Regions from separate parts of the Homo sapiens genome. Here region 1 is linked to region 2. A link is an interaction called in ENCODE POLR2A ChIA-PET data of the cell type or tissue named here. Cell type or tissue: GM12878. All regions are shown on one strand. Region 1 overlaps SEC23IP (SEC23 interacting protein). Region 2 overlaps MCMBP (minichromosome maintenance complex binding protein).

Region 1 (5,000 bases), 62 kb before region 2:
ATCATGGTTTCATTCACTGTGTGACCTTGGGCAAGTTTCTTAACCTCTCTCTCCTCCACCTCAGTTTCCTGATTTATAAAATGGGGATTATAACAATGCCAAGCTCACATGTGATTGAAAAATAAATAACCTAATCCACATAAAGTGCTTAGCACGAGCTCGGCACAGCTTAAGCACTCAATGAGCATTACTTCTGTTACTATTATAACTATCATCCTCTCCAGTTAAGTTTCTTTCCATCAGAAAAATGATTTGTCCTGAAAGAGCACATTTTGAGTAGCTTACATGTAGCCTCTCTCAAGAGAAAGCACTGTCATCTGAATAGCACTGTACAATTTGCAAAGCTCTTTCATTTGTTTCTCAGTAGCAGGAAATGTGTCTTTTTATTTTAGTATCTTGAGAGTGAAGCACAATGAATGGCATAATCCAAGTGTTCAACAGAGGTCCATAGAAAGAGGGAGGCAAGGCAAGAACCATTATGCCTATGGCAAAGCTCAAATATGTGACATGACTTAACCCAAGAACACAGAGCCAGTGAGTGATGGAGTGCTGACTTAGATGTGGGACTTCTAATTCCAAATCCAATTCTCTTTCTACTACACTAAGCTGCCCCTTCTAACAAAGTCTAGACTTCACATTCCTAGGCTTGCCCTTATATTTGCAAATTCGACAGTTTTGTTCCAGCAAACAAAAAGAAGAAAAAGAAAGTTAAAGAACAATTACAAACTGGAAGAAATATTTATAACATACATGACAAGGAGCTAATAACCTTAATATGTAAATATTTTATAAATGTCAGTAAAGGAAAAAAGAAACCAAATAGAAAAACAGGTAAATTCAACACTTCACAAAAGAAAAATGTTTAAAAAACATATGAGAAAATAACCTCACTAGTGCTCAAAGAAATACAGTGTGATACCATTTTCCCTATGGGGTTATCAGAAACGTAAATGAAATACTAAAAAGTAAGAAGTACTAACAAGAAAGAAAAAAACTGTATGAAAATACACACAAAAAATTAATTCTTTACAATAGCGTTGTCAAAGTGAAACTACTACATATTTTTAAAGGAAAATGATAATACCAGTACTGGCAATGGACAGAGGAAACAGGCAACCTTCTAAACTGCCAGTGAGAATACAGATTGATGTCTCTCCCAGCGAAGGGACTGTGTCCATCCTTTGGCCCAGCTACCCTATGTCTACCAACTTAACTGGAAGAAATAATAAAAAATGTGCACAGAAAACTGGCTTTAAAATGTTCATCACTAGACTACTTAAAAGAGTAAAAAGTAGAAATTGCCTACATGTTTAATATGATGGGTTGAATTGTGTCCTCACAAAACATTTATGTTGAAGTCCTAACCCCTAATACCTCATAATGTGACTTTATTTGGAAATAGGGTATTTAAAAAGGTAATCAAGTTAAAATGAGATCACTGTGGTGGCCCTAATCTGACTGATACATAAAAAGGGGAAATTTGGACACACTGACAGACACTCACAGAGGGAAGATGATATTAAGAGATAAGGAGAATATGACATAGAAAAGAAGCCTGGAGGGATGCATCTATAAACCTATAACTGCCAAAGATGGCCAGCAAATCCCTAGCAGCTCGAAGAAACACGAAAGGATTCCCCTCCAAGTTTCAGAGAGAAAATAGTCCCACCACCACCCTATCTCTTCTGCTCTGCAGAACTGTGTGGCAACAAATTTCTACTGTTCAAGGCCACCCAGGTTGTGGAACTTTGTTATGGCAGCCTTAAGAAACTAATACCTTCAATAATAAGGAAATAAGAATAAGTCATTATCTCTCCAAACAGTGAAATTAGTCATTACTGATTACGGCAGTCATTAAAAATGCAGCTGGAGGCCCGATGCAGTAGCTCATGCCTGTAATCCTGGCACTTTGCGAAGCCAAGTCAGGAAGACTGCTTGAGGCCAGGAGTTCGAGGCTAACCTGAGCAACACAGCAAGACTGTCTCTACAAAAAATGAAAAAATTAGCCAGGTGTGGTGGTGCAGGGCTACACTCCCAGCTACCTGGGAGGCTGAGGTAGGAGGTATCCCTTAAACCCAAACCCTAAACCCTTGTTTTGAGGTTACAATGGGCTATGATTGCATCACTGCACTCCAGCCTGTGCAACAGAGCAAGACTCTGTCTCCAAAAAGGGAAAAAAGAAAAGAAAATGAAGTTGTAAAGGAACATTTACTTACATAAGAATATATTCCTCTAAAACTTCATTTTTAATACAAATCAAACATCCAATTTCATTTTGTACCTTCATGAACTTACTTATGGAAATGCATCTTTATATACCCAACTGTAAATATCCTGACAGTAACACTGTCTAAAAGGATTTTAATAATTCTAAAAGCCACTGTGATACAAGTATGTTAAAGTATATCATTAAATGCAGCATTGGTCAATTTTTATAAGACTTTTTCCCCAAGGGAAGAATTATGAGTACTAGGAAACATAAGTTGAGTGAATACAGCCAAGTTGCTCTCACAGAAACTGAAGTATATTCTGAACATAATTTCTTAACTATGGCCACTTCTGTTGTTAGTGGCTATAAGAGACTGATGCTATAAAAGTATGAGCGGTGGGAAAACTGAAATAGAGACAATTTCAAAAGTTAGACAACACGTTCTGTATGCATTTAATCCCTTATTGTGAGCACTGTTGAAGAAGAAAAAAATTTTCACTAAGAGAAAATCAGTTTTTTCCACATCACAAATAAATGTTAAATAAATATTTAAAGAACTTAAAGCCAACCCAAATGATAAAGATTATGATTCCAACATGAACTATGTAGCCCCAGTCAATATGTAAACTCACCTGTCCGGCGCCAACTTCAAAAGATTCATAATTCACACACACAGAAGACACGCAAGCACCAACTGGAAGTTTCCTCTTTGGCTCATTGGATTCTGAGGGGAGGGAAGCCATGTCTTTAGTCTTCTGGGCACTTTGCTCTTGTCCTTTTGTAGAAGTGGCCGCCACTGCCTTCTTTTCTGACGCTGCTTTTTTCTGTAAAATACCAAAATTTAGTAACATAATCATGAGAAAAAGTTCAGCTCTCAGCTATCATTACAAAACATGCTATCTCAGTATTAAGGAATGATTAGCTACTTCTTAGGAATAGTAACAACATTGTGATTACTTTAAAAAATGCCTTTTTATTCTCTGCAGCTTTTGCTTCAGCTAATTTAAAAAAATGTCCAGGTCAGGCACAGTGGCTCACCCCAGTAATCTCAGCACTTTGGGAGACCAAGGTGGAAGGATAGCTCGAGACCAGGAGTTCAAGACCAACCTGGGCAACATAGTGAGACCTCCATCTCTAGAAAAAAGAAAAAATTAGCCAGGCCTGGTAGTGCACACCTGTGGTCCCAGCTACTCAGGAGGCTAGGGTGGGAGGATCACTTGAGCCTAGAAGGTCAAGGCTGCAGTGATCTGTGATCGTACCACTGCACTCCACCCTGGGCAACAGAGAGAGACCTGTCTCAAAAAAATTTTTAAATTAAAAAAAATGTTTACATGTCCTTTTTAGAAATGCATACTAAATATTTAGGGAACAAATGTCATGATGTCTATAGTTTAAAATTCTTAAGAAAAATAATTAAGAAGCAAAGAAAGTATAGCAAGACAGTTACAACTAAGCAGAAGTATTGGCTCTCATTAGACGAATCTCAAAAATACTGAGTAAAAGAAACCAGGTATAAAAGAATACATACTGTTCATGCTACTTAGATGAATTTTTAAAATAGGCGAACTATTCCATATTGAAGGAAATCAGAAGAGTGGTTTTGTGGTAGGAGGAGTTAACTAGAAAGAAGCATGAGGGAGCTACCTGAGCTCTCTCATGAAACAGAAATGAACACAGAACATAGAAATGAACTCAGAAATGTTCAATTTCTTGTTTTAGGCAGTGACGACACAAGTGCATACAATCGTGAAAACTCACCCTACTGCACACTGAAGATCTATGCATTTCAGCACAGTGGCTCATGCCTGTAATCCCAGCACTTTGGAAGGCTGAGGTGGGTGGATCTCTTGAGCTCAGGGGTTCAAGACCAACCTGAGCAACATGGCAAGACACCATCTCTAAAAAAACAGAAAAATTAGCTGGGCATGGTGGTGCATGCCTGAAGTCCCAGCTACTTGGGAGGATGAGGTGGGAGGATTGCTTGAACCCAGGAGGTGGAGGCTGCAGTGAGCCATGCGTGCGCCACTGCACTCCAGCCTGAGTGACAGAGTGAGATCCTGTCTCAAAAAATATAATTTTTTAAAAGATCTATGCGTTTCCATAAATAAACAAAAGTTTTGGGGCATCTATATAAAAGGTGTTATCTCAGCTGGGCCCAGTGGCTGACGCTTGTAATCCCAGCACTTTGGGAGGCCGAGGCGGGCGAATCATCTGAGGTCAGGAATTTGAGACCAGCATGGCAAAACCCCGTCTCTACTAAAAATACAAAAAAAATTACCCGGGCATGGTGGCGCGCGCCTGTAATCCAGCTACTCAGGAGACTGAGGCAAGAGAATTGCTTGAACCTGGGAGGCGGAGGTTGCAGTGAGTCGAGATCCGCCACTGCATTCCAGCCTGAGCAACAGAGCGGGACTCCGTCTCAAAAAAAAAAAAGGTGTTATCTCTATAACGAGAGAAAAGCCATTCACACTGGTTTTCTAATTTGCCTTGAATACAGCAGCAACAATAACATCAGAGAAATTTAAACAGTTGGGTGGGAGGGGGACTTGTTAGGCTGTGAATGGCTAAGTGTTAGTCTCGATTTAAACAGCTATCGACAGTGCCTAAACAACCACAGCTGGCCAAAATGATCTTATTATTTAATTCCAAACACCAGGAAATCAGGAAAGTAAGTAACTGGTTAATTGAAAAGGCAATCTATAAAAAAGAAAACTCTTAGCCAGCTTGTAACTGTTTCCACCGTTAATGTTTTAGAAGGCTTGGTTATCTCTGCCCTTCGGAGGCAACACAA
Region 2 (5,000 bases):
GCTCCGGCAGCCATGGCAGATGGCATACGTAGGAGTTTTTAAGTTATAATAACTTACACATGGTTTTAAAAAAAATCAACATGATGGTATGAACTGAGTGAAAGTACGTGCTCCCTCCATTGAAGTAACCACTTTTTTTTTTTTTTTTTTTTTTTTTTTTTGAGATGGAGTCTCGCTCTGTCGCCCAGGCTGGAGGGCAGTGGTGCGATTTCGGCTCACTGCAACCTCTCCCTCCCAGGTTCAAGCGATTCTCATGCCTCAGCCTCTTGAGTAGCTGGGACTACAGGCGACCACCACCACACCTGGCTAATTTTTGCATTTTTAGTAGAGTCGGGGCTTCACCGTGTTGGCCAGGATGGTCTCGACCTCCTCTGCCCTCGTGATCCACCACCCTCGGCCTCCCAAAGTGCTGGGATTAGAGGCATGAGCCACCGTGCCCTGCCTGAAGTAACCGCTTTTAACTGTTTTTGCTTTTAGAGGTTTTTTTCTTTGAGACAGAGTCTCGCTCTGTCACCCAGGCTAGAGTGCAGTGGCACGATCTCTGCTCACTGCAACCTCTACCTCCCAGGTTCAAGCAGTTCTACTGCCTCAGCCTCCCGAGTAGTTGGGACTACAGGCGCCTGCCACCACACCCAGCTAACTTTTTGTATTTTCGTAGAGATGGTGTTTCACTATGTTGCTCAGGCTGGTCCAAAAAAATTTTTTTTCTTTGAAATAAAATTCACATAACAAAATTTAACATTTTAAAATGTACAATTGAATTTTTTTTACTGTATTCATAATGATGTTGTGCAACCATCACCACCACTATCTTTTTCTCTTTTTTTTGAGACGGAGTCTCACTCTGTTGCCCAGGCTGGAGTGCAGTGGTGCAAACTTGGCTCACTGCAACCTCTGCTTACCGGGTTCAAGCGATTCTCTTGCCTCAGCCTCCCAAGTAGCTGGGATCACAAGCATGCACCACCATTCCTGGCTAATTTTTGTATTTTTAGTAGAGACGGAGTTTTACCATGTTGGTCAGGCTGCTCTTGAACTCCTGATCTCAGGTGATCCACACGCCTCGGCCTCCCAAAGTGTTGGGATTACAGGCATGAGCCACCACGCCCGGCCACCCCTATCATTTTCATCACTCCAAAAAGAAACCCCATACCTTTAGTAGTCTCTCCCATTTCTTCTGTCTTCCATCTCTGGCAACAACTATACTTCTGCCCATGGATTTACCTATTCTGGACGTTTCGTGTAGGTGGAATTATACAACATGTGGCCTTTGAGGTCTGGCTTCTTTTCATTTACCATGATATTTTCATGGTTCATCCATGTCATAGTATGCATCAGTACTGCATTCCTTTTTTTTTTTTTTTTAAGAGATAGAGCCTGGCTCTGTCGTCCAGGCTGGAATGCTGTGTGGCAAGATCATGGTTCACCGCAGCCTTGAACTTCCAGTCTCAAGTGATCCTGCAGCCTCAGCTTCCTGAGTAGCTGGGACTACAGGCATGTATTACCTGTATTACCACACCCAGCTAATTTTTAAATCATTTTTTGTAGATTTGGGGTCTCACTATGTTGCCCAGGCTACACTCAAACTCCTGGCCTCAAGTGACCCTCCCGCCTCGGCCTCCCAAAGTGCTGGGATTACAGATGTGAGCCACTGTACCCAGTCTGCATTCCTTTTTATGGCTGAAAATAACATTCCATTGTATGTCTATACTGCATTTTGTTTATCCATATATTTGCTGATGGACACTTAGGTTATTTCCTGGCTGTTATAAATACTGCTACTATAAACATTCATGTACAAGTTTTTGTGTGAATGTAAGCTTTTTGGTTCTTTCCCAGATATACCTAGGGATGGAATTGCAAGGTCATATGATAATTTTATATTTAACTTTTTGAGGAATTGCCAAACTTTTCCACAGTGGCTGCACCATTTTACTTCCCAGGTTCAAGCAATTCTCCTGCCTCAGCCTCCCAAGTAGCTGGGATTACAGGTACCACCAGCAAGCCCAGCTAACTTTTGTATTTTTAGTAGAGATGAGGTTTCACCATGTTGGCCAGGCTGGTCTCAAACTACTGATCTCAGGTAATCTGCCTGCCTTGGCCTCCCTAAGTGCTGGGATTACGGGCATAAGCCACTACGCCTGGCCTAAAATGTTTTTAAGAAAGGTTGTGTGAGAAGAGAACAAGAGGCACATTATATAATGTTAAAACAGTCAGTTCACCAAGAAGACCTAACTATATATGCACCAAGCAACAGAGCTTCAAAATGTATGATGCAAAAACCAGCAGAAATAAAAGAAGAAATAGGCAAATCTGCAATTGTAGTTAGATATTTTACTACTCCTCTCTCAGTACTTGACAGAATAGTGGGTAGAAAATCAAAAAGAATACTGAACAACACAAAACTACACAACACTGTCAACCAAGTAGATCTAATTGACATTTGTTTACCTAATGACAGCAGAATACACATTCTTTTCAAGTGCACATGTAAATTCACCAAGATAAACCACATTCTGGGTCATAAACCAAATAGTAAACTTTATATATAAGAAGAACACTTCTAAACAATCCATGGATTAAAAACTCTCAAAGGAAAGCTTTGAATATTGTGAACTAAACCAAAATGAAAACTCAACATACCAAAATTTGTGGGATACAGCCAAAGACATGCTTAGATGCATTAGCTGCCTTAATTAGAAGAGAAGGTCTCAAGTGAATAATTTAAGCTTCCACCTATGAAACTAGAAATGAAGAGCAAAATAAACCCAAATTAAACAGAAGAAAGAAATAATAGAGAACAAAAATCCATGAAATAGAAAACAGAAAAAAAAGAAAAAATCAGTGAAACTCAAAGCTCTTTAAAAAAAAAATCAATAAAATTGTAAACCTCTAGCCATACTGGCAAAGGAAAAAAAAAAAGGAAAACAAATTACCAATAGTAGAAAAGAAAAAAAGGAAGACAAATTACCAATATTAGAAAAGAAAGAGGAGATAACCACCGTAGACTGTACAGGCATGAAAAGGATAATACAAACAGCTCTACAGATAGAAATTCATCAACTTAGATGAAATGGACCAGTTCCTCAAAAACCACTGTATTAGCTTTCTATTTCTCCTGTAATAAATTACAAATGTAGTGACTTTAAAACAAAAGGTTTTTATTTACAGTCCTGGAGACAGAAGTCTGACATGGGTCTTACTGGGATAAAATCAAATTGTTGACAGGACTTGCATTCCATTGTGGAGGCTTTAGGAGAGAATCTGTTCCTTTTCTTTTCCTGCATCTAGAGTCTGCCCACATTTCTTGGCTTGTGGCCCCCTTCCGTTTTCAAAGACAACAAGTCGAGTTGTTCTCACATCTTACTCTAACTTCCTCTTTTGCCACATCCTTCCACATTTAAGGACCGTTGTGATTACATTGAACCCACCCAGATTGTTTTTTTTTTTAAGTTCAACTGATTATTAACCTTAATTCCATCTGCTACCTTAATTCCTATGTAACATATCTTTACAAGTTCTGGGGATTAGAACATCAGTATCTTGGTTGGGTGGGAGGGGGTCATTATTCTGCTGATCACAGCCACAAACTATCCAAACTCACCCAAGTAGAATAATATTTCACCTTTTACGTCTGGCTTATCTCACTTAGCATAATGTTTTCAAGGTTTATTCCTGTGTCTTCGTTGCTTTTTTTTTTTTTTTTTTTTTTTTTTTTTTTTTTTTTTGAGTCTGAGCCTCACTCTGTCTCCCAGGCTGGAGTGCAGTGGTGCGATCTCAGCTCACTGAAACCTCCGCCTCCTGGGTTCAAGCAATTCTCCTGTCTCACCCTCCCGAGTAGCTGGGATTACAGGCGTGTGCCACCACGCCCGGCTAATTTTTGTATTTTTAGTAGAGACGGGGGTTTGCCATGTTGGCCAGGCTGGTCTTGAACTCCTGACAGGTGATCCGCCCGCCTCGGCCTCCCAAAGTGCTGGGATTACAGGCGTGAGCCACCCCGCCTGGCCCTCGCTGCATTTTAATAAAGATACAAAAGCTAATTCAAATGGAAAAAGGATATTCTTTTCATCAAAGACATGAACAATTTAACATTTACATGGAAAAATAAAATCCTCAACCTTTACCTCATATTTTATATAAAATTAACTCAAAATGGATCATACATCTGAGTATAAAACCTGAAACTATAAAACTTTTAGAAGAAAACAGATCTTTGTGACCTGGGGTTTGGCAATGAGTTCTTAAGACATGACACCGAAGGCACAGTGCGTAAAACAAAAATTTGATAAATTGGGCTTCATCAAAATTAAAAACCTTTGTTCTGTAAAAAAAAATTCTATTAGGAGCATGAAAAGACAAGCTATACACTGGGAGAATATATTTGAAAATCCGGTATCAGAAAAAGAACTTGAATCCAGAATATATAAGAAAACACAGCAGTAATTTAAAAACTCAATTTTAAAAGGGGCAAAAGATTTAAGTAGGCTTAAATAGACATTTCACCAGATAGGATACAAGGATGGCAAATATCCCCCTGAGAAGAGTTCAGCATTGTTAGCCATTAGGGAAATGCAAATTTAAGCCATGATATTGCATATTAGAACAGCTAAAATTTAAAAATACATAGTGATAGTACTAAGTACTGGCAAGGATGGGAACAGCTGGATCTCTTAGCAAAATGGTGCAGCCACTCTGGAAGACAGGTAGAATCTTAATCATACATTTACCATGTACTCAACTGTGTCATATCTAGATACTCATTCTAGAGAAATGAAAGCTCATGTTCACATGAAAACCTGCAGACACGTGTTTTATAGTTTTGTTTATAGTTGTCAAACCTGAAGACAATCTAAATGTCCTTCAGCAAGCAAATACATAAACAAATTGGTTGTTATTCAGAGGAATAATAGGAATAAAAAGAAATGAAGTATTGATATACAAATGTGTTGGGGAGTCCTATAACCACCCATATGCTTGAAGATTTACTAGGACTTATATGATTC

The links. Peaks named below come from ENCODE experiments on the same cell type or tissue, not always from the same donor. Only the 100,000 strongest peaks of a DNase experiment are listed, where the experiment ranks them.
Region 1: POLR2A ChIA-PET joins it to region 2 with 6 read pairs; 7 of 35 experiments call an interaction of 5 or more read pairs at or near these places.

Annotation. Positions count from the first base shown.
Region 1 is chr10:119,924,069-119,929,068 of GRCh38, reverse strand. It overlaps SEC23IP (SEC23 interacting protein), which reads right to left. Exons shown (of 19, transcript NM_007190.4): 13 at 2,842-3,033. Among named protein-coding and RNA genes, the nearest start is that of MIR4682, 32 kb to the left of the region's middle. In GM12878, no CTCF peak of the experiment used is centred here; no DNase peak of the experiment used is centred here.
Region 2 is chr10:119,862,454-119,867,453 of GRCh38, reverse strand. All of the region lies in intron 1 of MCMBP (minichromosome maintenance complex binding protein), which reads left to right. Among named protein-coding and RNA genes, the nearest start is that of MCMBP, 7.9 kb to the left of the region's middle. In GM12878, no CTCF peak of the experiment used is centred here; no DNase peak of the experiment used is centred here; H3K27ac peaks cover 488 bases.